Regions from separate parts of the Homo sapiens genome. Here region 2 is linked to region 1. A link is an interaction called in ENCODE POLR2A ChIA-PET data of the cell type or tissue named here. Cell type or tissue: PC-9. All regions are shown on one strand.

The links. ChIA-PET counts read pairs that join two places held together with the same protein. Peaks named below come from ENCODE experiments on the same cell type or tissue, not always from the same donor. Only the 100,000 strongest peaks of a DNase experiment are listed, where the experiment ranks them.
Region 2: POLR2A ChIA-PET joins it to region 1 with 12 read pairs; 4 of 35 experiments call an interaction of 5 or more read pairs at or near these places.

The regions. Positions count from the first base shown.
Region 1 is chr18:12,837,047-12,839,546 of GRCh38, reverse strand. All of the region lies in intron 2 of PTPN2 (protein tyrosine phosphatase non-receptor type 2), which reads left to right. Among named protein-coding and RNA genes, the nearest start is that of PTPN2, 46 kb to the left of the region's middle. In PC-9, no CTCF peak of the experiment used is centred here; DNase peaks (open chromatin) are centred at 336, 1,216 and 1,636; H3K4me3 peaks cover 2,079 bases; H3K27ac peaks cover 2,500 bases.
Region 2 is chr18:12,927,545-12,930,044 of GRCh38, reverse strand. No RefSeq gene overlaps it. Among named protein-coding and RNA genes, the nearest start is that of SEH1L, 19 kb to the left of the region's middle. In PC-9, no CTCF peak of the experiment used is centred here; no DNase peak of the experiment used is centred here.

The sequences.
Region 1 (2,500 bases):
TCCTTTAAAAGAGGAAAGGGTGAGATAACCAGACTTACAAGGATGGTAAAGTATAGTGGGCTTTGGGGCTTACTTATACAGCCCAAAGGTTATGGGATGCTGCTGTTATGATAATCTCATGTCAGAGGTTCCTATGGAAGAGGAGAAAGGATGTACCTTTCTGTGTGTTCTCATTCAGAAGTCAAAAGTTTGTTTTTTAATGATTAGTTTACAGATTTGGGGCTGACTGATAGTATCTGGGCAGGGAAAAGAGACCTGTGACTCAGGTTGTTAAGGGAACCTGTGTATATGCTCTCACAAACTCGAAACCGTGTGTTGTGATCCTTAATTGGAGAAGAGGTAGTGCCCTTCTTTGTTATCATCACTAAAGAGTATAAATTATAAAGTCACAGTTTCTCATAAAGAGGCTTTGATAGTTTCACTTCCTGAAATGTGTATATTCACAATCTTTTGCAATAGTTATTTTAAGGTGATGTGTTTTATTTTTTTCTCTACTGCCTCTTCGAAATCAAAAAGTTATATATACTTTTTATTTTATATTAATCTTTTTCAATTTTTGTTTTTATAATTTTAATGTATTTTAAATTTATTTTAAAGTTTTATTTCTCCTTTTTGCTTTAATATTTCTTCCTTTTTAAATTGTTTTTCATTTTTCCTTTGTATGTGTTTTTCTTAAAAGAACAGAAGAATTAAAATAATATCTAGTGATGTAGGTATTTCAGTTTTGTTTTTAATCAGCCTTGAGAAGAAAATACAGGCTCAAATAACATTTGTAGTCAGTTCTAAATAGCTATAGAGTTTTCCCAAGGATTACCTTTCTTTTTTAGTATTATCTGATAACAAAATAAAAAAAAATTTTCCTGAGAAAATTCACCGTTCCTTTGCTTTTGTTGACTCTGTATATTAATGTTAAACAGGAAGCGAGGCCACTGCCAGGGGCTGAGCCCTGCAGACCCAGTGCCCTGCAGGTAGTGCCCTCCTCCCTACTGCCTCCCAGGACTGGATCTGGGCTTTTCTGGTGTGTGGTTACTGTGCTTATAGAGCATTGAGGTAACACCTCGTGCATATTTTACAGATAGAAGGAAAATAGCAGTGAATTTTAGTTCAGAGTCCTGAGGGTGAGGTATCAAATACTCTGGCTGAAGGTCTTTCTCTAGGTTTACTTCCTGCATAGCTGGGCAAGGGTGTGGGGTGGTGCCATGTGGGGTAACCAGATTCCCAGCACCCTGTGAGGTGGACCTTCCCGGGTTTTATGGATTCCTACCGCATGTTAGCTAAATGGCTGTTTTCAGTTGTGCAATAGATATGAGTAGCCTTTGGTTAGTGTTCTTTCTGTGATTACAACATGAGGAAATACATTCCTTTGGTGTGATATTTTAGTGGAACTTTAATTTTAAAATCATGTAGTTTTCTAAAACCAGGCTTTCTTTTTTTGGTATGTTGTCTAGGAGATATGTGGTCTTTATTTTAATTAAGTTGCTGACCTTTTTACTATTTTACATAATATAACAGTTAAAGGGTGATTAAACTGTTTTTTAAAAAAGTGATTTTTAAAAAAAAGTGCTTGTTGACATCATCTTTCTGAGAACACTAGTATATGTGATTTACTATAACAAGATCTTAGTTTTTCCTGTTGGCAAATGACATGTAATATTTACAGAGGTCTTGGGTTCAGTCCAGCAGAAACATCTCAGATAAATTGATGTGTGAAACTAAAGCCATTTTACATTTTCTTTCATATGGAGATAATATAAACAGTTTTTTCATTTAAAAGTAAGGAGAGACTGGCTATTTAGTATGGATTTCTTTGAGAGGGACAACTTGTAATAGTATGCATTCTCTAGAGTTAAACATCAAACACCATGTTTTTAGTTTTATAATTCAGTGATATGCATCCGGCAGTTGTGTGTTGAGGATTCTGAGTTAATTCATGGGCTTTTTCTCCTGGTGTCATGCTTCTCTTGCTTTCCCATCTAAATGTATAAGGTCACATTTTGTATTTCACATATTTAAATTAGCATAAATTCTCAATCTATGAGATTTTTACTTTTAAAAACTAGAAATATCTCTAAACTGTTAACAGAGTCTAAGTAGTGAAGTATCTTCAGTGGTCTTTTAAAGAATACAGTTGGAATATTCCAACTGTCTTTAAATATTTTCAGCATTTAACCTAAACACAGTTCAGTGCTAAAATTTATTTAAATATAGTGGAATTCTTATCTGTTGAGAAATGAAGAGGTTGAAATATAGTAACCTCGGAAATCTAGTCTCATCTATTTGAGACCAGTTATCGTTTTGTAGGTAGACCAATCAATTCTTAGGTACCAAGAATCTGAATGATCCTTTTACTTTTAGGAAGGTAAGTACTTTATTCATTTAACTATGTTTACTCCTGGTCGATTTTTCAAGTCACAATGGCTAATGTGCTACAAACAGAAGTGCTTCCTTTCCAGCACTATAGTAATAAACAAGATTGCATTTTATACTCCTTACAAAAAAA
Region 2 (2,500 bases), 90 kb before region 1:
ATGTGGTTGTATGTTCCTTTTTATTGCTGAGTAACATTTGGTTACATGAATATATCGTGATGTATTTATCTATTTTGATGGTGATGGATTTTTGAATTGTTTACAGTTTGGGGTTATAATGAATGAGGCTGAGGTTTTGAAGCAGGGCCACAGACTTTGACACTCTCATCAGAAATGGTTTCTGTAGCCCCTCCCACTGGAGCCAGGCAGGTTTGCGATTGCTTCAACTAATGGAGACTAGTAAAAGATTGAAGTGTCCCTCAAAATTCCCATGTCAAAGTCCTAATCCCTGGTGTGGCTATATTTGCAGGTAGGACTTTTAGGGAGGCAATTACAATTAAATGAGGTCATAAGGGTGGGGCCCTGATTCAAGAAGCCTGGCGTGTCCTCGTAAGAAGAAGAGGAGACACCAGAGCTCAGTCTCTCTCCCTCCCTGCACAGGTGCAGAGGGAAGGAACTGGGAGCACACAGCAAGAAAGTGGCTGTTCACAAGCTAGGACCTGACCCTGCTGGCACCTTGATCTCGGACTTCCAGCCTCCAAAACTGTGAGAAAAAAATAAATATTTGTTGTTTAAGCCACCCATCTGTGGTATTTTATTATGACAGCCTGAGTAGACTACTTCAGACCCTATGTTACTTCTGAGGCTGTGTTACAAAAGGCCATGCAAATAAAAAGGCCAGGCAGCTTCCCAGAACTGGGAGTTCTCTGGGAACACTGGCTTTAGGGCCCTGAGCCCGCCATGCTTGGAGGCCACTGCAGACACCCCAAATGGAAGTCCTGGCTGGGCCCAGTCTTCAGCTGCCCAGCCCCAGGGCTGGCGTGTGAGTGGGAGGGCCATTGAGGACAAGCTGTGCCCAACATTGGCAATCGTGGGGCAGACAAGAGCTGCTCTGCTATGCCCCTTCTTATTTCCTGACCACGGGCGGAATCGATGGGCGTGAAAAATGCTGGTTGTATTTCACCAACGTGGGGGGATTTTTCTAGTCACACTGGATAAACTGGAACAATGTTGTATGAGCATTCTTAGAGAAGTTTCTTTTGGGAACCTATTCATTTCTCTCCCCATTAAGTACGTAGGAAGGAATTTCTAGGTTGAAGATTAATGTTGTTATAAAGATTTGCTCTAGTTCTCCCACATGGCTGTCCTATTTTAAACTCCCCGCAGCCATGTGCAAGAGCTTCAGTCACCCTACGTCTTTGCCAACATTGGTGTGATCATCTTTTTGATGTTAGCCCTCCTAGTGAGTGTGAAAGGATGTCTCATTGTCGTTTTATTTTCAGTCCTTTGATTACAAATTATGTTGAGCATCTTTTCATTTGCTTATTGGCTATTCGTATATCATGTTTTGTGAAACATGTATTCAAGTCTTTTGCCCATTTTTAAACACTGTGTTGTTTCTCTTTTTTTAGTTGATGTGTGGGAATTCTTTATATATTCCATATACAAGACATTTGTCAGATAAATGAGCTGTGAATATTTTTTCCCAGTCTATGTGACGTCAGTAGTTTTCAAAGCCCCGCAGATGACTCCAGCATGTAGCCAAGGTTGAGACCATTGGCCTAGTGCTTATTTCCTTCTTTTCCTGGAAGGACAAAACTGGGGTCCAGTATGCGGGGTTGGGAATCAAATCACGTGGCTTTGGCTTGGCTCCAACACTTGCCTACCATGTGACCCCAGGCAAGTCACTTAAAATGGCTTCATACCTCCATTTTCTCATCCCTAAGATGGAGTTGATAATCAGGCTCTAGAAAGAGTGTTTTAATAATTAAGTAATCATAAGCAGATGTCTATGATGTCACTACATGCACAGATTATGATATTTGCAGGACAGTATCAGGTTTCAACTTAAAATTTCTCATAGTTACGTATAATATCTTCCATTTTAGGCAAAATTTTCAGGTCACCAATATTTGCCATAGATAAAAGACTAGGAGTGTGGGGGTTATTATAATGCTTTAGATATATGAGGAAATTGTACAAAATAATATCTCCATGGGGTATTTATTTGTTTTTGTTTTTGTTTTTTTTTTGAGATGGAGTCTCACTCTGTCGCCCAGGCTGGAGTGCAGTGGCTCGATCTCGGCTCGCTGCAAGCTCTGCCTCCCAGGTTCACGCCATTCTCCTGCCTCAGCCTTCCGAGTCGCTGGGATTACAGGCGCCTGCCACCACACCCGGCTAATTTTTTCTATTTTTAGTAGAGACGGGGTTTCCCCATGTTAGCCAGGATGGTCTCGATCTCCTGACTTCGTGATCCGCCTGCCTCGGCCTCCCAAAGTGCTGGGATTACAGGCGTGAGCCACCGCGCCTGGCCTTTGTCTTTTTAATGCCTTGTGCTTCAAGTTAAAGAAAGGAATGGAGGACAGAAACAGTGCAGGCAGCATGGGCTGGCAGTAGCACGGAGTCTGGCATCGCAGATATCCTAAATGCAAAACTTCGAGGCTGAAATTGGCATGAGACATGTCACATATTCAGCAATCCTAAATCAGTTCACTCTCAT